Linked DNA regions of Mus musculus: region 2 is linked to region 1. Evidence: chromatin loops called from intact Hi-C (ENCODE). Cell type or tissue: heart. All regions are shown on one strand. Links, peaks and the distances in the headings refer to the core of each region. The heading gives the core; the rest is flanking DNA.

The links. Hi-C counts contacts between places; a loop is a spot of excess contacts. Peaks named below come from ENCODE experiments on the same cell type or tissue, not always from the same donor. Only the 100,000 strongest peaks of a DNase experiment are listed, where the experiment ranks them.
Region 2: it touches region 1 in a loop (2.4-fold over the local background); 7 of 42 quality-filtered maps call a loop at or near these places.

The regions. Positions count from the first base shown.
Region 1 is chr5:44,266,998-44,278,859 of GRCm38, reverse strand. No RefSeq gene overlaps it. Among named protein-coding and RNA genes, the nearest start is that of Gm40296, 33 kb to the left of the region's middle. In heart, for the core only: a CTCF peak has its summit at 10,105 (motif pointing right); no DNase peak of the experiment used is centred there; H3K27me3 peaks cover 329 bases.
Region 2 is chr5:44,219,327-44,231,188 of GRCm38, reverse strand. It overlaps Tapt1 (transmembrane anterior posterior transformation 1), which reads left to right and starts at 4,583. Exons shown (of 14, transcript NM_173764.3): 1 at 4,583-4,775. The coding sequence starts at 4,586. It overlaps Gm35959 (a long non-coding RNA gene), which reads right to left and starts at 26. Exons shown (of 2, transcript XR_376934.4): 1 at 1-26. In heart, for the core only: a CTCF peak has its summit at 6,734 (motif pointing left); a DNase peak (open chromatin) is centred at 4,488; H3K4me3 peaks cover 2,492 bases; H3K27ac peaks cover 2,339 bases.

The DNA of each region.
Region 1 (11,862 bases), core at 2,562-10,561:
CAGGTGGCTGTACACAGAGTGAGTACCACAGCCCTGGCAATACCCAGAAAGCAGGATTTTATTTTGTTCCAGTTCTCTTCCAATACTGGCTTCTACAGTCTTTTTCACTTGCTGTCTTCAGTGATAGTCCCTGCACCTTTGGTAGGGGCTGTGGTACTGATGTCTCACTGTGACTGAGCCTGCACCTTTAAGAGGAGCTATGATGCAGATGTCTTAATGTGTGGCTGAGCCTGAACCTTTAGGAGGGGTTGTGATACAGATGTCTTATTGAGATTGAGCACTTCTGCGCCCCAACCAGTGTGACTTTCTTCATCAGCCAGCATCCACTGCACAAAGAAACTTCTATGGTGAGGTCTGAGAGTTACGTGAATCTACAGGTAGAGAGATGTTCATTTAGGGTGCAATTTGATTCTATGTCCACTTAGTAGAATAATAATAGTAGGTTCCCTCTTGGGACCTGTAAGCTTCTCCACAATGCACCGTTGGGCTAGATTTGCAGTACCAGTCATGTCTCCTTCTGTTCATCTTCAATTCAGTTGAAAGCAATCTGTTTCCCCCATAACATCCACGTCACCATTATGCCAGTGGGAAAACTTTTATTTATACTATATTGAAAGACATCCCAATAATCAAGGTGTTTACAGTAGTTATAAGGCCAAAGAAAAAAGCATCATTAAAAAAAAATGTAGCCTTGTGTGCCTTGCTTTATCAAATACCCAACTTCTCTGGAGGAAAGTCTTATAATTCGCAATTTTAGACACATGGGCAAATTAGAATGTTTTGAGAATATAACTATAGTTCTATATTTTGGTTGTTCCAATATTTGTTCTTCAAATACACTGTCTAAAAAACTAAAACAAATATACTATAAAAGCACTAGTAAAGAGATTGGCTTGCTGCTAGATGCAGATAACCAGAGAGAAGTATTTTAGTCTTTCCAATGCTTATCTTCACTGTAATACTATGTTCAAGGGGTAATGGGAGGAGGAGTTTAGATTTGCTAAGCATTACAGTTTAAAGTAATATGTCTTCAACTTAATATCTGAAAATCTATATGCCTAAATAACCCAGAATCTAGTCTTCTCATCATTGGGTCTTAGATGTGGACCTGAATTAAAGGGGGGGGGGGAATGTGATTCAGAGGGCCATTACCTGTGTCTTGTGAATGGAGAGTGTCATAGGGAGTTCTGGGAGAGAGGAGAGAGGAAGAATAAGAAACCATCCTTACTACAGAAGCCAAACATCTCAGGGAGAAGCAAGGCAGACAATCAGGCTGTGGCTGGGATGGGAAAAGATGCATGTTGAAAACCAAGGGGTCCCAGTTGAAAAAAATCAACTGTGTCATTTACATTTGGTGATCTGAGAGACAATCGCCTTTCAGATGTCCTTCCACTGCCATGACGGAAATTATTTCTAAGTGCCTTGTTATAAAAGGCACCAACTCAAGACACCAGAGAACAAGGTGAGTATGAGTGTTTTGCCAGCATATTTGCATGTGTACTACAAGCCTGCCTGGTGCCCATAGGAGTCTGAAGAGGGGATCCTATCCTCTAGGACTGGAGATACAGATGAGCCACCATGTGATTGCTGAGAATTAGACCTGGGTCCTCTGCAAGAGCGACACATGCTCTTAACTGCTGAGGCATCCCTCCAACCCCAACACTATCATATTTTAATTTGTTGATTTTGCTGAATCGGCCTTGCTGATTAAAATCATAAACACTAAATATTTTTATTGCACTGGGCATGTTGAAGTTTTTAAAAAAATCTTGTAAAATAAAGGTATGTGACTGTTTGCTTTGGTTTTCTCCTCGACAGTCTTCCTTATACGATTTGTGTTGTACCTAACAACAGACTACATATGCAAATGCATGTGTGTTGATTTCTCTGAAAGTCTGGGATTGCTTTCAGGTTTACTTTATCTGCTCAGAGGAGGAAAAGAAACAAAAGTAAGGAAGAGGACAAAGTGAGTAATTTGCATTGTTGACAGTTTTTTTCATATATACTTGTGTGTGATGTGCACGGGTGTTCACATACATGAGGCTGCAAATATGTGTACATATGTGTGGAGACCAGACATTGACATTAATGGGTGCTTTCCTTAATTCCTTTACACCTTATTCACTGAGGCAATGCCTATTCATTGAACCCAGAGCTTGATGACAAGTCTAGCTAGGCTACTTACTGTCTCTGGCTTTCTAGGCTAGAATTACAGACGGCATCATGCCCATTGTTTTAGTTAAAGCTGCTATTGCTGTGATGACAGTAACCAAACCAACCTCCAGGGGAAAGGGTTAACTTGGTATGTGCTTCCATATCACTGGTTATCATCAAAGAAAGTCAGGACAGGAACTCAAACAAGGCATGAACTGGCTTGTTGAATTAGCTGATCTTATGTCAACTTGACACAAGCCAGAGTCATCAGACAGGAAGGAGTCTCCACATGATCCAGCTATAAGGCATCTTCTTAATTAGTGATCAGTGGAGGAGGGCCCAGCCCACTGATGGTGGTGCCATCCCTGGACCTGGGCTCTATAAGAAAACAGGCTGTGAAGCCATGGGAAGGAAGCAAGTCAGTAAGCAGCATCCTTCCATGGCCCTGCATCAGGCCATGCCTCCAAGTTCCTGCCCTGCTTGAGTTGCTGTCCTGCCTTCCTTTGATGATGAACAGCAATGTACAAAAGTGTAAGCTAAATAAACCCACTGTCCCCATCTTGCTTTTCAGTCATGATGTTTTTATTGCATCAATAGAAACCCTAGCTAAGACAGCATAGTAGGGTATTACTGTGGCACACCTTACCATGATCAGGGAAGGACTATGGAAGGCCTTTGGAGCTTTGCGCTAGAAAAGCCATTGAGTGTTGAGAGCTCAGTGGGATGTTCTGCAGTGCAGAGGGTGAAGGCTTGTGATGTTGCAGAGGGAAGTTTAAAGACTCTATCTGGGCCAGTTGCTATTTTGAATTGAGATTCTGTTGTTCTGGTCAGCTGGGGCTGGAAAGACAGCCATAATTAACAAGAGACAGACAACATTGAAGTGAAACTTTTGCATTGCTGAGACAATTGATACTGGTTAGCTAGAGCTTAGAAATTAACAGTGATCTAGAAGAGCCTAGCATCTCTGAAGTAAAATTTGGGAGATGTTTCCTCAGGGTCAGCACACACAAACTGTCCCAGAAGTCGAACTTAGTAGTGTAAGAGTCACCCAGGTGATACTAATTTTGAAGATATAAAGGGGTCATGGAGAGTAGCTAAGGCTTAGCACTGAAAAGGGCCAGGAGAGGCAACTAGTAAAAGGGCAGCCTCAGTGACAGTTGAACACCCAGGATTGAAGGGGTCATGCAGAGAACTTGAGGCTTGGCAGCATGAAGAGAGCCCATGAGAGGCTGTTGGTGAAAGTGCAGCCTAACTGCAGCAAGGGACCCCAGCAGATTTGGAGATACCAGTACCATGAGATGATCACCAAGAACAGCAGCAGCAGTGGAGTGCAGCCTGCCGGAGCCTAGCAAATGGGCTGTGTATGCTGCACAAGGTGGAGCTGAAGAAGTCACCCAAGCCCTTCAGAGGAATCGAGAAGATCGTGAGTGGATCCCCAACACTGAACAGTTGGAGTTTGCTTTTGCTTTGGCCGCACCCTGATTTTTCCCTCTTGAAATAAGAAAGTATTTGATTTGGGTTTTTTGTTGTTATTGTTTTGTTTTGGTTTTGTTTTTTTGGGTTTGTTTGTTTTGTTTTTGTTTTTGTTTTACTGGAGCCCACAGTTGAGAGACTTTGAATTTTTAAAGAGATTGATTGGCAGGGCTGGAGAGATGGCTCAGTCATTAAGAACACTGACTGCTCTTCCAGAGATCCTAAGCTCAATTCGCAGCAACCACATGGTGGCTCACAACCATCTGTCATGGGATCTGATGCCCTCTTCTGGTGTGTCTGAAGACAGCAAAAGTGTACTCACATATATAAAATAAATAAATATTTACAAATAGAGAGATTGGTTATTTTAAAGAAACTTAAATATTATTATTACTATTATTGTTATTATCATCATCATTATCATTATTTTATTCATTCACTTTACATTCTGCTCACTGCCCCACTCCTGTTCACCCCCTCCCACAATCCTTCAGTCATCCCTCCTCCCCTTCTCCTCTGAGAGGGTGGGTGCCTACCTGGGTATCTCTTAACCCTGACACATCAAGTCTCTGTGAGGCTAGGCATATCCCCTCCCACTGAGAGCAGACAAGGCAGCTGAGCTAGAAGAACATATTCCACAGACAGACAACAGCTTTTGGGATAGCCCCACACCAACCCCCACTCCAGTTGTTCTGGACCCATATGAAGACCAAGCTACACATCTACTACATATGTGCTGGGAGACCTGTGTCCAGCCCATGTATGTTTTCTGGGTAGTGGAAACCCCAAAGGTCCAGGTTAGTTGATTCTGTTGGTTTTCCTGTGGCGTTCCTATCCCCTTAGGGGCTGCAATCATTCCTCCAATTCTTCTGTAAGAGTCCCCAAGCTCTACCCACTGTTTTGCTGTGGGTGCTTGCATCTGTCTGAGTCAGCTGCTGGATGAAGCCTCTCAGAGGATAGCCATACTAGACTCTTGTCTGCAAGCATAACAGAATATCATTAATAGTGTCAGGGATTGGTGCTTCCCCCTGGATGGGTCTCAAGATGGGCCAGTTATTGGCTGGCCATTTCCTCAGTCTCTACTCCATCACCTGTCCCTGAATTTCTTATAGCCAGTAAAAATTTTGAGTCAAAGTTTTGTGGGTGGGTTGGTAAGGGACTGAAATTTTAATGTGTTTGAATTTGTAAAGACTGAGACATTTAAAGTTATGTTTTAATGTGAGTTCTCGGGGATGAATAAGAAAGTAAAGGTTGTGGCTTAATAGCTCTGTGTTTGTGTGTCAAGTTGACAAGGGGTCAGTTGTACTGGCTGGTTTTATGTCAACTTGACACAAGCTAGAGTCATCAGACAAGAACGAGCCTCAATTGAGGAAATGGCTCCATAAGATCTAGCTGTAAGGCATTTTCTTCATTAGTAATTAACAGAGAAGGGCCCAGACCATTGTAAGTGCTGCCATCCCTGGGCTGGTGGTCCTGGGTTTTATGAGAAAGCAGGATGAGCAAGCCGTGTAAAGCAAGCCAGTAAGCAGCATCCTCCATGGCCTCTGGACCAGCTCCTGCCTCCAGGCTTGTGGAATGCCTGAGTTCCTGTCATGACATTCTTCTGTGATGACAGATGTGTAGAAGTGTAAACTGAATAAAACTTTTGGTCCCCAGCTTGCTTGCTTTTTGGACATGGTTTCTCATTTCAAGAACAGAAACTGTGAGACATTTGCTCAGTCTGCTTTCTTATACAACTCAGGACCACCAGCCCAGGGGGTACCACCCACAATAGGGTGGACCCTCCCATACTAATTACTAATTAAGAAAATGCCTTAGAGGCTTGCCTACAATGTGAGCTTATGAAAGCATTTTTCTCATTGAGGGTCCTCCTATTGATGACTCTAGCTTGTGCCAATTTCACATAAAACTATCCAAACAAACACTGAGAATTTAATGAGTTCTGGGTATCCAAACTCACACTCTCACACTTTCCTGAGAGCCCTTTATCCACTTAGCCATTGCCCCTCACATTTTAAAATACAATTTCCCTAAGCAAGACACATCTGGTCTTTGGATCATTTTTATAATGCATCTATGGTTTAGAAATACAAAGAGCATCAGAAGAAGTTGACAAACGAACTGGACCATTGGTTTAGGAACCATTCGTTTAGGAACTATAATGAAAATACATTTAGTAGAAGTGCATACTTCCTTAACAGTGCCATCTGGCAAAGTTTGCCGGTGATTAATGAACAACCACTGTACAACATTACCAGAATGCAAACAATGTCAATCACCAGTACATCTAAGCCATAATTACCATGCAAATGATTTTAATAATGTAATAGGATGCAATATCCGGTCATTCTAGAGCAGAAAAAAACCACAATTTTAATTAGAATTAGCCCATTTTCAAGGAGTAAATAATATTAACACTATAATAAATTCAAGCTAATATGAGGTTTGGTTTTGTTTAGGGTCAAAAAGAATGGTCTGCTTCTGAAATTATGCTCGCATTATGAAACTCAAACCATACTAGCTTCAGTTATCTATAATAAAATGATTTGGATTAAAAATACCGGTAACCAGGGAGTTAGAGAGATGGCCCAGTGGTTAAGAGCACTTGACTGCTCTTCCAGAGGTCCCTGGTTGTCCTGAAACCCTCTTTGTAGACCAGGCTGTTCTTGAACTCACAGAGATCCACCTGCCTCTGCCTCCTGAGTGCTGGGCCCTTGAGTTCAATTCTTAGCAACCATATGGTGACTTGCAACCATCTGTAATGGGATCTGATGCCCTCTTCTGGTGTGTATGAAGACAGAGCACTCATTTACGTAAAAATACATGAATAAAAAAATAAATCTTCCTTAAAAAAAAAAAAGAAAGAAAGAAAATGCCGGGAACCAAATTATATAAAGATACAATTTAGGTCTTGAGAGCAGAGTCATTTTCTCTTTAAGTGCCACCTCCTTCCTCATTCTCCTCCCTTCCCCCAGCTTGAATTTCCATCACCACTTACTTCTTGGTCTGCTTTAGCCGGTGCAAGTCAATTTCCTTCTCCTTCCTTCCTTTTCCCTGCTCATACCCACCCCTCCCCTTTCTGCCACACCCGAAGGAGACTCGTGGCTCATCCAAGCCACTGCCAACTCTCTGCTATTTCACCCTTCTAGGTAGAACTTCCTGGAGCTCCTTCCACCAGAGCCGGCCTCCTCAGCCTCTGAGCAGCCTCAGGACAAACAGGCCACTCAGATTCAACCTCCCATAGGAGTTGACTGCCTCGGGAGCACAGCCTGGAATTTTTTGAAGAATCCCTGGTGTGTATGTACACACGGCTAGCCCATTTCTGTACTGACTCTCCCCATCCTTTTTAAAGCCAAGTTTTTGTGAGCTCCTTTCATCCATCCACTCAGCATCTCTCCAACCAATCCCCTGTTCTCTCCAACCAATCCCCTGTTCTCTCCAACCAATCCCCTGTTCTCTCCAACCAATCCCCTGTTCTCTGACTTCAGAACCACTCACTTCATTGGCTATCCATAGAATAGCCCGAACCCAGGCATTCCCCCTAAGGATTGGAAGCCAGCTCCAGCTTTAGCCGGAAACATGGAAACCACCCTGGCTATCTGGTGAATGGGGGCTGTTTCTGATGCGCCTCCCTTCTTAAGTTTTAAGAGTCTCCTTCTAGGATGGAAGGTTTCCGCTAGGAGGAAATTGCTACACACCAACCAGCATTCTGCGATTCCATTTCTTTAATGTTAATAGGACTTTTTAGATTTTTCTGTTCTCATAAATCCTTTCGTTCTCTATATATTTATGCAAACTTGGCAAATTACTTCCAAATTTAGGGGCATAGAATGCTTCGTGATATCTTTAGATAGTGTCTTTCATCTCTGCTGCTGGGATTCCTCTCATCCTGCTGCTGCTATTTCTCATTTGCCATTATTACTAATACTAATAACCATTGCTAGAAGCTTTCATTGGTCTTCACCAAGGCTAGCTTTAGTGTTTGTTTCCTTTTGTTTCCTCTTTAGTTGTTTCTGCCTTCTGTCACTGCCTTCTCTTATGTTAAGCTTATTCTACCATTGTTTTCCTAACCCCGTAGACAATGCCGGGTGTGTTGTTCTGGTTTGGGAGTTTTAGATGTTTTTGTATGAAGATCGTGAATTTAAAAGGACTCTGATAGCTGAAGTCTATTAGCAATTATTTTGTAGTGTTACTCAGCTTGACACTTCAGAAATTTTATTTCCGTTTCTTCTTGGGATACACACTAGTAATCAAAACTGTAAATTTCTTAAATTTTGTGAAAGTGTGGGCATTCTATTTTTTTAGCATTTCCAAATTAGTTTGCCAGACAGCTTGGTCTGTGGTGTGTCTCCTTTCAGATTGTTGGTCAGACCTGTTCTGTGGTCACTGTCTCTTCATTCTCTGAGTAAATCAGAGTTCCATTATGCTTATTTGATTGTATTATAAGTTCTAAAAATAAAGAAGAGAGTGTGTGCAGAGGGAGTAAAGGAGAAGAGGGAGGTAAGAGATAATGACCAAATAAATATGACCAAATATGTTGTATAAAATCCTCAGATAATAAAAATATCATGCTAAAAGCACATTTTCTAATTTCTCTGGAATATGCACTTCATCACAAATTTTAAAAGTTAGTTAAATTTTACCATCATTGAAGAAAATGTTTCAATGTCTCCTTGAAATTCTTTAAGTGTTTGCTTACACATTGTGTAAGATACAAGTACTAGATACCAGTACAAATCCAGAGCTATTTTAGTTTCTTATTTATTTTATATAGTGACTTCTTTCACTCCCAACATTGCTTGCATTGCTATAAAAAGCTAATATTTGACTGATATTAATAATGAATCTCTAACTGTAACAATTAAGCTGATAAGAACATTGCTGTCACGGTTATGGCTTGCAGCCTTAGTTGTAATGTGAAGGTTGAATATCCTCTGTAGGGTCTCATGTTTGGACACTTGTCCTCCAGCTGAGAACACTGAGAAAGTTCTGGAACCTTTAGGAGAAATGGGTCACTGGCGGGGAAGCCTTAAGGTCTTACAGCACAATCGTAATTCCAGTTCATATGGTGCAGATGCAGTGTGACCAGTCAGCCTCTAGCTCCTGCCACTATGTCTTCCCAGACACAGTGGAATGATCCCCAAAACAGTAAGCTAAAGTAAGACCTTCCTTCCTTCCTTCCTTCCTTCCTTCCTTCCTTCCTTCCTTCCTTCCTTCCTCCCTTCCTTAACTTTCTTTAATCATATTTTGCTGTCACAGTGTGAAAAGTTGCTAATGAAGGCTTGCATGGAAAGTCATTTGTTTCTAGAGTCCTGGTGGATGGCTAGGCTGTGGGGCCCATGAGTTGGGCATCTCCATTTATGTCAAGAGAGAAAGGGTAGATGCTGACCTATAATTTTAATCTTGTCTTTCCTTGCCTGAGCACCCTGGCCAAAGACATCGCCTGATCTCCCTGACAAGGCTATGTTGATGGACATGTCTTCATAGCTATGGACCACGCTAGGTGCTCCTGAGAGATCACATCCACTGCATCTTTGTCTTGGTGAATTGCATTTCTTTCCCATCCCAGTTCATCCTTCTCAAGCTCTCCCAACCAGGATAAGGACATAGCCTAGTGCCTGGAGCCTCTACAGCCACGCAGCTTAATCTCAGCTCAGAAACAGAGAACACCACAAGGCCTGGCTAGGTGTGTGTGTGTGTGTGTGTGTGTGTGTGTGTGTGTGTGTGTGTGTGGTGTGTGTGTGTGTGTATGTGTGTGTAGTGTGTAGGTGTGGTGTGTGTGTGTGTGTAGTGTGTGTATGTGTGTGTGGTGTGTGTGTGTATATGTGTGTGTAGTGTGTAGGTGTGTGGTGTGTGTGTGTGTGTGTATGTGTGTGTAGTATGTAGGTGTGTGGTGTGTGTGTGTGTGTGTGTGTGTGTGTGTGTGTTCTATGATGTGAAGAAAGTATATCTTTTTTAATTCTCAGGTCATGCCTAGATGAGTAAATCCAGGAATCCATGACCTGCTTGTGACTCTCCTTTTCATGAGTGGAAATTTCAAACCCTAAAGACATTGCTGAGAAATTAAATAGACCTCCACAATTAGGCAGACAGAGATGGAGGGATGTGGGGGCCAGGGATGACATAAGTGGCAGTAAATACTGGAGAGGGGGAGAAGTATAAATGATGGCTGTTTTTCCAGAAAACATCCCCTGTTTTTCTAAATGTCCGCCTCTTCTGAGAATGAAAAGAATGATAACAAGTTTCACAGCAGAGCAAGCTATATATAAGGAGGCAATATCTTCAAAACTTAACATGTACCCAAATTTTCTAAAAATCTAAAAACAGAGCTTTCTATATGCTAATAGCACTTTTAAAAAACCCATATACTATAGGCTTTATATCTTCTGTTGCCCAGAAAAATCTTAAATATATCTGTGTTTTTACCCTAAACTATTACTTTATTTGAAGGACTCATAGATTTTAGTAAAATTCAGACACAACTCTCACTAGATGGCAGCACGTAACAGCATATAAGGAGACAGGCCATCTCTGCTGTCAGAAGCTCCAAGAGCAACTGTGAAAACCCAACAATGAAAGGAGATTCGATGGATCACAGGGCTCCCAATGGAGGAGCTAGAGAAAGTAGCCAAGGAGCTAAAGGGATCTGCAACCCTATAGGTGGATCAACATTATGAACTAACCAGTACCCCGGAGCTCTTGACTCTAGCTGCATATGTATCAAAAGATGGCCTAGTCGGCCATCACTGGAAAGAGAGGCCCATTGGACATGCAAACTTTATATGCCCCAGTACAGGGGAATGCCAGGGCCAAAAAGTGGGAATGGGTGGGTTGGGGCGTGAGTAGGAGGGTATGGGGGACTGTACTGGCTAGTTTTGTGTCAACTTGACACAGCTGGAGATATCACAGAGAAAGGAGCTTCAGTTGAGGAAATGCCTCCATGAGATCCAACTGTAAGGCATTTTCTCAATTAGTGATCAAGGGGGAAAGGCCCCTTGTGGGTGGTGCCATCTCTGGGCTGGTAGTCTTGGATTCTATAAGAGAGCAGGCTGAGCAAGCCAGGGGAGGCAAGCCAGTAAAGAACATCCCTCCATGGCCTCTGCATCAGTTCCTGCTTCCTGACCTGTTTGAGTTCCAGTCCTGACTTCCTTTGGTGATGAACAGCAGCATGGAAGTGTAAGCCGAATAAACCCTTTCCTCCCCAACTTGTTTCTTGGTCATGATGTTTGTGCAGGAATAGAAACCCTGACTAAGACAGGGACTTTTGGGATAGCATTGGAAATGTAAATGAGGAAAATACCTAATAAAAAGTATTTTTAAAAAATTTTTTAAAAAAGAAAATGTGTCATTATCAAAATTCAGTAAGCAATTCACAAATACTTTTATTGAAACACATGTTTTTTTAAAATAACACAAGTTGAAGAAAAAGCGCTGCTATAAACATGATCTAAACCCCAAGCAGAGCATTCCATCTGCTCCTGAGAACTAGGAACCCCACAGTTCTGTGGGGCATTTATAATTTTACTTTAGTCCCAAGGGTTAATTCTTCATACTTAGCAATATTTAAAAAAAAACTTTTATTCACTTAAGGCATTTGTGTGAATTCTAAATTTACTATGGAAATTAAAAGTTCTATTCTTGTGATCCACTCAAATTTTCTTTCAAAACCTCTTTCCCAGCCAGATGGTAGCAACTATCTCCTTTTCACACACTATATAACATCATGTTGACTTTCTGAGTGGAAACCGCCACAAATGGAATGACATTCTGACATGTTTGTCTGTCTTGTTTTGTTCAGTATCATGTTTGTGAAGTTGTCTTTTGTTGAGGAACACTGCTGTGGGTCATTTGTTTTTTAAACATTTCATGGATGGTATTCTAGTCTCTGAATATAACAACATTCATAAATTTTGATTGATGGGCACATGCATTTTTTATTTGTGGTTATTAAAGACAGACCCATAGTGAACACCAAGGAATGAAGTGCTTAATGGGGCCATGACAAGCATCCATGTATAGGACTTTAGATGAATGCAGGTACATAATTCCATAGTAATTGCTCAAGTACAAGGCAATGCATTCGTTGAACTTCATCAACTACAGCCAGCATTATCCAAAGTGGTTGTTTCACTTTGTACTTTTATCCTCAGGATATGGTGATATATATATGCATGTATATAATTTCTATTTATCTTAGCCAGTGCTTGTCATTGCATATTTTTTGAGGTCAAGAAA
Region 2 (11,862 bases), core at 2,019-10,018, 47 kb after region 1:
AAGGCACAAACCAAAAGGATTGTTTTGAGAATTTGTAATTTTATTATGTATTTCTAATGCTTTGTTATAACCAAGGGAGAAGTGGTAGGTAAACAGTTGGGTTACCTAGGTCTTAGCTAGAGAGCACAGTCCCTTTCAGTACCTCAGAAGCCAGGGGCAATGGATAGAATACAGGACAAACTGAGGACTGAGCAGAATGAGAGACCCAGGTACAGGAGCAGGATCACAGCCCAGAGAACTTTAAAAGAGGGAGAAGAAAACAAATACTTAGTTACCAAACCCATGGAACTTCAATTAGAAACACTAGGAAAAGGTAAACTATTTATCCAAATAGTGTACAAAGCTCACTATTACCAACTACCGCTTGATGAGCAGCCCAGCCCAGCAATAAACAGTTCACCACGGAGGAACAGAGGAACAAAGCACCCGTAAGGCTAGCAACAGGGACTGGGAGACCTTAAGATCTGTCTACCTTCTGAATCTTAACGTATGCTTGGTAGAAATAAAGAGAATGTTAAGAAATAGCAAAAAAGGCTGGAGAGATGGCTTAGCGGTTAAGGTGCACTGGCTGCTCTTCCAGAGGTCCCGAGTTCAGTTCCCAGCAATCACATACTGGCTCACAATCATCTGTAATGGGATCTGATGCCCTCTTCTGGTGTGTCTGAAGACAGTGACTGTGTACTCATATACATAAAATAAATAAATATTTTTTTAAAAAAAGAAATAGCAATAAATATAAGGGAAGATATGAGTTTCTCCCATAAGCATAAATGTTAATTAGGTGATTAAAAAATAGTTCTAAATGTGACATTATTTTTTTTTCAATTGTGATGAGAAATACCTTTTCACCTCAAAGAGAAAAATTTAGAATGAGGAACTGGTAAGTCATTTCCTAGGTCCCTTTCATCAGTATTTTAGAATTTTCCAGAAACTTAAATGCCTATATGGAATCAATATATCTGATGGTAAGCTGAAAATACTGTTAACTAACAGAATATGAATTATGTTCACACTTTTGTCACATAAGCAGAACCTGCCATGCGGTGATGGCGATACATGCCATCATGTCCTAAGTCCAGCACTCAAGGAAGGCAGGCAGATCTTTGAGTTCAAGACCAGCCTGGTCTACGGAAAATGTTCCAAGACAGCCAGGGCTATACAGACAAACCCTACCTCAAGTAAGTAAATAAGTAAATAAGCAAAGCCTACCTTTCAGAACTCACTATCTTTGTCCAAATATCTCTTTTAGCAAAGGATTATTAGAACAGAATGTTTCGTATAATTTTCAGAGTTTGAATTACTGTGATCTCAGTCAAATATCCTCATGCTGAGCAAATACATAGGAATAAGATTTTGCTGGTTACTGTTAAGTTGAAATGGGCATATTACAATCAAAGGCATATTCAGTGGGGTTATTTCTTCTAAAAATAAACAAAGTTAATTTCTATGGAGCAAACCCAGAGAGGATAAAACACCATGAGACTCAGTTATAGGGGGAGAAAAGATTGGCAAAGGTAGAAGACACTACTGAAGCCCAGAAATACAATGAACCCCCACCAATTCGCTGCAAGCCTTACTATAGACACAATAGTATATTTTTATTTCTAACCTTACAGTGAAGCTGTTTAGATTTTTTAAAAAAGGCCTCAACTCTTAAGCGTATCTATAATACCAGCACTTGGGAGGATGAGGTTGGAGGATCATTGAGTTTAAGGCCAATCTGGCCTAAGTGAAACTTTACCTCCAAAACAAACAAACATTCAAAAGCAGGAGAGGTGGCTCAGCAGTGAAAAACTCTTGCAGAAATCCTGGGTTCAGTTTCTAGCACCCACATAATAGCTTACAACCATCTGTTAATTCTCGTTTTAGGGGATCCAATGTCCTCTTCTGGGCTCCAGGCACATACCACACATACATGCACACAGGCAAAACACCCATATCCACATAAAATAAATCTTTAAAAAAAAAGTATCATCACCACCAAGAAATATACAACTTTTTCTCTGAAGATAAAACAGCAAATGAATTAAACTCAGGGCTACAGCTTCAGAAGGAAATACTGACTTCCATGTTGCCCGAAACAGAAGCCATGCATCGTCAGAGCAGATTTCTGGTGGAGTCCCACGGGCTTCACTAGCCATGTGACTTCTGCCTCTGCAGCTACATGACTGAAACACACTCCAGCCATCTCTTCCAGTCCTAACATTTCAGCCACCCTCAAATAACACCGGGGAGTAGTGTCCTTTGGAACACTCACTGGAATAATCTTAGAAGCTTGCTTGCTCCTGGAGAACCTGAGGCTGGAGTAGCAAACCACAGCTTAGAGCCCAGAAGTCCAGCCTACATCCACCAGTTAGTTCTCCCACATCAACAAATAAAGGAGTGCAGAGAAAAGAAAGAGGGCACATAGAGCTATGGAAATCTTTGATGTGTTATCAGTACAGTTATTGTGCTTTCATTTCTTTTTTTCAAGTTTTAGACCAGGTACAAAGTGACTCTAGTTAAGGATTTCATACATTTCCTATAAATCTTGATAATATCAACAGGCTAATCTAGCTTTTTAAACTACATTGCACAAGGATCTAAAATGGGGAATGCATACACTTTGGCATAGTTGTGATGGTTTAAGAGGTCCTTGCAGTCTGGCCCAAATGTGATTTCATGGTAGGGGAAATAGAGCAGAAAGAGGCTCACCTCTGCTCATTTGGTCAAACACTGAAAGTCAGAGAGTCCAGGTCTTTCCACAATGACGGATGTTTTCATTAGAGTTTTTGTTTATTTTGTTTTTGTTTTTACTCAAGAAAAGTGAGAGGCACTCATTTCAAACAACCTAGGGTTAAAAGATATGCTGCATGTGCTATCAAGAGATTAATTCACTTAATAGTGGCAAACTAAAAACATCATAAAGTATTCCAGCTTGTCACAAAAGAGAAATAGTACCCTTTTGCCCTATAATATATCCATGCCAAAGTCACAAAACTAAACGTTCTGTACTATGTAAGGTGTTTGCATCTTAAGGTTATTTGTAACCTAACTTCAAGCTTTCTGGATGCTTCCTTATTTTGGGGTTTGATAGTATCGAACCAGGAAAATCTCTGAGGAACATATAAATAGCAACCAAATATAATCTTTATAAAGGAAAGACATAGTCTTAGGTTTCTAGCAATATCATTTTAAAACAGGAGTTTTTAAATAGCAACCCTGACAGGGCCCCTCTCCCTTCTTTGACTATTTAAGATTTGGAACACAGATAATAAACTTAGGTTGGAGGAAACCTTACAGTATATAAAACTCTGTGTCTTTTGATTTTCATGATGCTGGAGCTTTGTCAAGGGCACTGTTTTTAAGATCCAGTTTTACCAAATAAAACCAAACTGACTTTAAATAATATTCTCTGCAGTGTTTGGTTTTCCACAATGTAAAGTTTACATTGAATTGGGATTGGGATTTCTTGGACTTTGCAAGTTCCTCTTTAACCCTCCTATCCCTTCATCCCGCCCTACTGTCAAATGGCCTTGCTGCAGTACAGTACAGAAAAGTTGCGGAGTTTGCAATCGGGTATCTAGCTTTCCATCTCTAAGGCTCTCCTGGATGTTCTAGGCCTGCTCCATCGCTTCTCGGCTTAAGTGTAGGGCAGTTTAGAGAGTGAAGAGGTATTTGCTATGCTTCTACTCATTTAAAAAGTTGCCACAATGCAGGTTAATTCCGAAGTGGGCATGAAGGCAATCCAGGGGCCACCGCGTGCGTTACAGGAGCGCACAGCAAGAATGTAGGAATCCCAGGTGAAGGTCTTCCAAGGCTGAGGCGGATTCATTTGCACCCAGCGAGCATCCGTTGGTCTCAGCGCGGCTATCCGTGACTACCAGTGAGGGGGTAAGGGTCACAAGTCTCACGGCAAGCGGTGACAATCTGACAGAACCAGGCCGCCTTGGCTGCCACCCGCAGTCACATAACCCTATTCCCGAAAGGCAACCCAGAATGTCCCCGGCGCTTTAGGCGCATCGAGCACTTTGCCCGTCGGGCCGAGTCCCCCACCTGTTGGCACGCTCCCCCGAGCTAGGCTTTGGACACTGTCCACGGACAGGGAATGTGACAGACGATCATAAATATGCAGGAGAGATGCAGCCAAGACAGCAGAGCCACCGGGTCGGCGCCGGCGGGAGCCACAGAGCTGGAGCCCGGCCCCAGTCGCCGTGCAGCCAAGGCCAGGCGGGTCGCGCCGGCGCACTCCGGCCACCGCACGGGCACAAGGGGCTCCGGCCGCGCGGACAACCACGCCGAGCCCCGCTGCCGCCCACCGTCCCCCACCGCGCGACCCGGCGGCATGGAGCCCGGCGCGGCGCCCCGGTCCGCAGAGCCCGCCGCGCGCCACGGCGACGGCAGGAAGAAGATGGCGGCGGCCGTGGCGGCGGCCACCGCGGCCTCCCACGCGCCGCTGACGCCAATGGCGCGCGCCGGCCGGCGGGCTACGGATGGCGGCTGCCCGGGCGAGGGGCGGGGCGAGGCGGCGAGGGGGCCGGCGGGAGGCGGAGGCCGGGCGGGCGGCTGGAGGGAGGTGGCGGGGACAGTGTGTGGCTCTCGGAACATGGCGGGCGTCTGCGACGCGGCCGCCCCGGGAGAAGGCGGCGGTGGCGGCGCGGACGGCCCCGAGCGGACCGGCCGCGGCGAGGCGGAGCAGCCGGGTGGTGGCGGCCATGGGCCCGCGCCCCAACACACCGAGACGCTGGGCTTCTACGAGAGCGACCGGCGGCGGGAGAAGCGCCGCGGCCGCGCAGGTGAGGCGAGCGAGCGAGCGGGCGGGCGGGCGGCACTAGGCCGCGGCGGGCTACCGAGGGGCCGACCGGGCTGTGGTGGCGGGGACGCCAGCGCCTTCCCTCTGCGCGCGGAGCGGCCGCGGCTCCGGTGGCTCCCATGTCCCCACGGCCGGTGACAGCTACCCCGGCGGCTAGTGCGCGCGGCCCGACGTTCCCGCAGCCATCCCCGAGCCAGGTGCGCCCGGGAGATCGTCGGTCCCCGGTCCCCGAGAGTTCGCGACCGGCCTCAACAGTGACAGGCATCTCCCACATCCGAAGGAGGTCAAAAATGGGAAACGCAGGGCTTTCTAGGCGATGTCAATGCCGAGGTGACTCTTCCCCCTATGGTTTTATGCGAAGTTGAGTCTCGGAAACCTGTTAACTTGCCCGCCGAATCCATTTTTCGTAGACTCAGCTGACAGTGTGGTCGTGACCGTGAAGTTCAGCAGTTTTCTCTCAAACAGAAATGTGCGGCACCCCTTAAAATGTTACATGTGGAGTTTTCCTAAACTAAAACTTAAGCCAGAAGAAACAGTTTGTCACACAAGAAAATACGTACCACTTTTAAGCCCTACTGTCCATAAGCTCTGAAGCATACTGTTAAAATATTACAATCCCCTGTGTTCAAGGATCTTATTAAGAACTTTTAACAGCTTTGGTATTTACACTGAAGCGTTCTATTAAGCCCGGAAGCAAAAGGGAAAGTTTTGGCTTGGCCGTTTCATTGGGTATAATAGTGATTGCATTTTAATTCTTGCATCGTAGATCCAAGATCTTGGACAGCAACTTGATGACATTTCTTCCAACTTATTCTGAGCTAATGCAGTGGAATAAGGTCCTGCAGCTTATATAAATACTCGTTCAAGTTATAAGGTTGACTCCATTCACTATGGGTATTGAAATTATAGGAGTCCTAAAAGTCTGTAAGACTGGTGGATAGATCCTGATAGACTTGCTAATTCTCAGAATTGGACATAGAGTTTTGCATCAGTCTCCATATCTTTGAAAACTCAGGCACCAGCTGTGTGCCTTGTTTGTTTGGTTTTTTTTTTCCCCCTTTATTTTCTATTTGGTTTAGTTGTCAGTTAAACACTTGCTTGCAGGAATGTTTGCTTTCTAAATTGGCAATACCTAAGTAAACCAAAGTCTTCAATCTCTCAGCCGCTTGTTCACTTAGACTTGACTAGGGCAAGCAAATAGATGCGACCAGGTTTCACTACGGTTTCTTTGAAATCTTTTCAAGCTTCAGGAAAGCCTTTATGTTGTTTGCATGAAGAAAGACAATGAAGCTGTGCAGAGCCTTTGGTGAACACAGACCTTGAACTTCTGAAGTGAAGTGCATTTATTCTTCCCTGGTACTAACACAGACCTTGAACTTTTGAAGTAGTGAGCACCCCTGGGCTGAGCTGGATACTTGGACTTGTATAAATTTAACATCATAGCACACACTCATTCATCACAGAGGCAGTGCACTGAGCATCATATACTTAACAGGTTTAAACCTGGATTTTCAACCTGCAGTGGCAGAAAGTCCTTACTAGGGAGCCGGCATGAAGCCGTGGCTATTGGGGTGGCCCTCCTTGTTTCCATCAGTCTTGTATGAGGGAAAAGATAGTGGTTACTCCCGCTTTGGTAGATGGCATTAGGGATCTAGGCAGGCATCCCAGGAACATTTCAGAAGTACCAGCCAGTGGTTTTCCTGTGTGGACTCGGTGTGAACCACCTTCTTCTGACCCCTGGTGTCTGTTCTAAGAGCCAGGAAGCTCTCACTGTTGCTGATGCATGTCTACCTGTGACTGGGTCTGCAGTTGGCCACGGCATCCCCACTCACTTAGAAATCCAGGCGTTCTTTTTGTTCACCCCCAAGTGCTTCTCTCTTCTGCTCTGTTTTCTTTCTTTGCCTCCTTACCAAGAAATAGAAAACGGGTTGTCTGGGCCAGAGGGCACCACCTAGTGTCAGACTGGAAACATCTTTCTCAGTCATTTATGTCACTAAGGTATTAATCGTCCATTCTCTGTAAAGGTTCCTGTGTACTTGCCCTGTCGTCCCCTCTGCAAGCTGGGGCAGTCTGTGCCGTTCCTTTTGGAAGTCATAATCTTAGTGTCTTGATGGCCTTAACCATCACTTAGTTCCAATGTCCCTTTTATCATTTTCCCCAAGGCGTTCAGAGCTCCTTTATAAGACATTTATTGGTGGGTCCTAGCAGTTTAGTATTCTCTTTACATGAGCATAGAGTAAGGTACTTATCCACACTTGGAGTAAAATAAAATGCTGTAGTGTTTAATGTTCATCCTAATTTATCTGCTGAGGAAAATATGTAAATATTTTATATTTATACAGCTATACATACGACATGTATTCATCTATATCAGTTATATTTGCTTTTTGTTTCTTTGCAGACTGCTATCATTTGATCCTCAGCAGCATTTTTTTTAATGCATGAATTGTGTGACAAATACTAGTACTTTCACCTTAACACAGTTAGAGCTGGATGCCGGTTCATCCCGGTGTGTGGTGACTGAGCTGGAACTCTGGGAAGAGTGCTCGCCAAGAACTGCGCTCTCACCGTGCTCTTAACATTACTGCCATGTCACGTTGCATTTTTCGACATAGATCAGATTAAGCAATGCCTGTCATCCGGTTCCTGCGTTTTCCCCTCTTGACTCGTCTGCAGGGTTCTAGGTGAAAGATTCTGCATAGCCATGTATAGCTCTAGCAGTCAATGAGGAGCAAGTCCATGTCGGACTAAGAATACGGAACTCTGTCTTCTTAACTTGGTTCTGTTGTTGAACTTCGTAGACTGCTTGCTTAATCCACTTGGCTCTGCTTCATCGAGCCAGTACTAAATAAGTCTCTAACTTAGTTGTCTTCCTCTCCGTGGAGACCTTGGTGTAAGATAAGCATGACATCTTCCCATGAGCATGAAACAGCTCCCTGTAAGGCAAGCGCAGGAGGTGAGCAGATAAGCATTGCTTGTAAAGTGAGAGGCCTGATGTCAGGTGTGGCCACCGTGCTGTTTGTGGTGGAACAATGCCGTCACTATTGTTCTCTTTGTAATGATGACTTGACTTCTGGAACTCAACTCTTGTCTGATTTGTTTCTCTCCTTGCCTTTACACATCTTGCTGTATCTCCAGGAGAAGAAAGAAAACCTGAAACCCAGAAAAGCTAACTGGTTTTCTGTTGGCAGTTCCCACAGAGATTGTCAATGGAATTCAGACAATTCCTATTCCTTGCATTCTACTGTCTGTGGATTTGAAATTTTAAGCCAGCTGGAGGATTATTGACACATCACACTGTTAATCCTTTGCTTTGTTAGCGTTAAGATGTGCCTTCCATTTGGAGACCTTCTTCTGTCTCTAAGCGTATGACTGCTCTGCTCTTTACTATCCTAAAGGAGACCATAAATGGTTTTTAAAGGGTGGGAGGCAGAAGTAAGAAGATCCTGAGTTCAAGGCCAGCCTGGGCTACATGGAAAGCCCATGTCTCCAAAACAACCCAGCAAAGAAACCAACAAAAAGCCTCAAGAAGCTGAATATAGTATGCAAAATGGCTCTTTTTCTTACATTTGACTTAGAAAGGCAAAACTCCTATTGTATTGTCTCCTAGAAAAGTTAATTCCTAGTTTCCCTGTGTAAAAGTATGCCTGTTACGTGTAAGAAAGGCTCATTTACTATTTTAGATACCTTGTTAAACTTTGTAAACACTTCTTTTCCTTAAGGCCAGAGACAAGCTTGTTTCATGGTTTCTTAGCAGTCAACCAGTATTCCTTTCCAATTTGGTTTTTTAATGTGCAGTGCTATTTTAAGAAAGATATATTTAGACATATTGCTGAATATATAAATATATGTATGATTACTCACTACTTTTAATAAATAGTTTTTGATCCTAGCTTCTGATTTCTAAAGTAAGCTGTCTCGGATGAGTAAGACTAATAGTTCTTATTTCAGGAGTAAAGGAAAAGAATTTATACTCTTATTTCTCAATTAAAGGTAAAGGATTACAGAATGTTTCTGTGGTAGATGAATATTGATTTTATACTGGTGGAATTGATTTACACTTATGATGGATATTATTTTACTTTTATTAATGTTCACATTCTTCTAATAGACACACTTATAATTCAGTAGTAAAATCCTTCTGTTTTCAGAAGACTATACCCGAAGTCACAGGACAAGTAAAGTCAGATAAGTCTATAGAATACCAGAGAAAGTTTAGCAAAGCCACCATGCACTGGTGTGCTGAATATCTCATTAGGAAGTACAGAGTTCTCCAGGGTGTAACAGGAGCGAGAGGGGGCATCCATACAAACAGCAAGATCGCTTGACAGGTCAGGCCCAAGGCAGTGGAAGCCCCTTCATGTGGCATGATTGAAAAGCATATTCCAGCCAGGTCTTTTTCTCTAAAATAACAGTGGGTGACTGGGTGTAATTATAGTGAGAGAAGAGCACAGCACATTTCACAGGTCAGTTCTGGTCTTTACTCTGACATTTGTCCTTTTAAATGAGTTTCGACTGGGTCTGTTAATTTTCTCAGTTTCTTCATTTGTATTATGTGAATATCTTTTTTGTGCCTCCTTTTTAGTTGTAATTGTTATTAGAGTTATATAAAGGAATGAACACTAGAACTTTGTAAACTGCCTCAGAGTGCAAGGATCCCATCTGTTAAATCTGGTCTTATCTCTATGAATTGTTGATATGGAAGCAAGCAAAGGCTTTGAGATAGTTTATCCTGTGAAGCTTGGGCTTTTGGTCATTATTATTTTACTGTACCTTTAAAAACCGTTCTGTGCTCTATTAGCATGGGGTTGGTTGTGTGCAGAGACAGTGTTACACTAGAGCTTACTCAGAGATGGGCATTGGAAAAATAAGATACATGGTACTTGGTTCATGGTCTTATAGCAGAGTCTGCTATTAGGGTGGCTGCATAGAACCCAGGTTCGGTGGAAGTGCAGAGAGCGGGGACTGATGGAATACTAAACATTTCAGAAAATGTGCAGATATCTGTTTTTAAAAGTACTTAGTGCTGGGCATAGTTTCTCATGTCTGTAATTCTGGTACTGTGGAAACAGAGGCAGGAGGATCACTGTAAACTTGAGGCCAACCAGATCTATATAGGCCAGCCAAGACTCCATAGCAAGTTCTTGCTTCAAGAAAGAACAGCAGTGGAATATATAATCTAGCGGTGAAAAGCACCCACTTGGCTAGAACTTGGAATCTGCTCTACTGCTTACTCTTGGTGTTGCCTTAGAGACGATGTCCTCTGCCTCTCTGTGACTTGGAGACAGCCATAGCTATAGAATCTGTTTTATAGTTTTGAGTGTTTGTACTTAAAGAGTACACTTTCATTGTTTACTATTATACCAAGAACTGAACGTGGTGAGGCAGGCGAGATGGCTCAGCAGTTAAGAATCTAACTTGTGTTTAACACCAAGATTCTTGCCTTTCTAGAGGTAGTTTTCTCACACAGTCCTTTTTTGTATTTATAATATTACTGAAACATTTTTGTTTATATCATAACCTATTTATGAAATCTAATATAATTTTGGTTATATCCTTAGTTAAATGTATTTGTGATGCTTTCCACCATAGAACCCAGATGGCAGAAACAGCATTTATAGATTTAAGTGACAACCAACTGGTTAATTTTACCGTTAACATACAGAAAGGAACTGGAGTTCATGACACCACATCATGCCCTGTGGTTTTCATCGGCTTTCACACAAACACTGTCAAGTGCCTCAAGGATCTGTGTGGAAGGCAAGTCGGAAACAGGTGTTAGAGAACTGGCAGAAGGTTCCGTTCCCCTCTGAAAACAAGAGACCTGTGTCTCGACCATCTTTTTTTTTTTTTTTTTTTTTCCGAGACAGGGTTTCTCTGTGTAGCCCCGGCTGTCCTGAACTCACTCTGTAGACCAGACTGGCCTCTAACTCAGAAATCTGCCTGCCTCTGCCCCCCAAGTGCTGGGATTAAAAGCGTGTGCCACCTCACCTGGCGTGACTTGACCGTCGTAGGCCTAAAAGCTGAGAGCGCTGGTGATGCTAAAGCCCCTTTAGCGCCAATTGACCCCACATTGTTTTTGTGGACCTGTGAACCAAAACACCAATTACAGCAAAAACTGGCCTTGGCAGACACCACTGTTAAAGAGAATTTGCCCAATAAACAAGGTGCATCCAGGCCTTTTAGTTTGCTTTTTAAACTATAAAAGTACTATGTAATGACCTGACTGTGTGTCTCTTTAACACAGAAGACAGACTCCCGTTCTGCCCAAGCGTCTGTCTCTTGTTAGGAACAGGAAGCCTCCCATCCTTGCAGTGGCTGCTCTCAGGGGTTAGACCCAGGGCCCTTGGGCTGTTATTTATAATTATGATCAGTGGGGACCATGGGTGGAAGCCCGACTGCCTTCATTCCCTGCTAACTCCCCAGTCTCAGAAGAGTGCCAGCTCTAGCACCCAGCAGCTCTTCTCTTGTAGAGATTCGCCTTCTCTTTTGACTGCTGAGTTATCTTGTAAAAGTGTATCCTTGGTATTTATTAAGTAGTTGCACCAATGCTGAACACTGGGATTAATCCTACTTTCTCTGTCCATATAGGTCATCCTTAAGTAGAGTTGGCAGTAAATAAGATTGGATGGCAAGTGCCAGAAGTTGGCACTGACCTGAGTATCCACAGAACTTTCTCTGGTGGCAGCGTTTGGTTCTCTTCTGCAGCATAGCATGCAGAGCTTCCCTTGTCTCTTCAGGTGGTGGTGTAGTATTAGAAAGCCCAGTTTTACTCTCTGTGGATAAGATCATATCATCACCTTCAAGACTGAACATCTGTTAATATAAGCAGTAGCATTTGTAGCTTGTACCTATTTCACCCATGACTTAACTATAATCTGAGAAAGGAGGGCAGGTTCCCACGGTGCACCGTGACCCTGTGTGCCTTGTGCCAAGCAATAATGGGGAAATGGTGGCATTTCTCCCCAGGAAGGCTTACCTTCCCCCAGTTCACTCCCAGATACTTCTCAGTACAGTTCTGCAAATGCATTATCAGTCCCACGAATACAGGTGTGTGTTTATGTGTATGT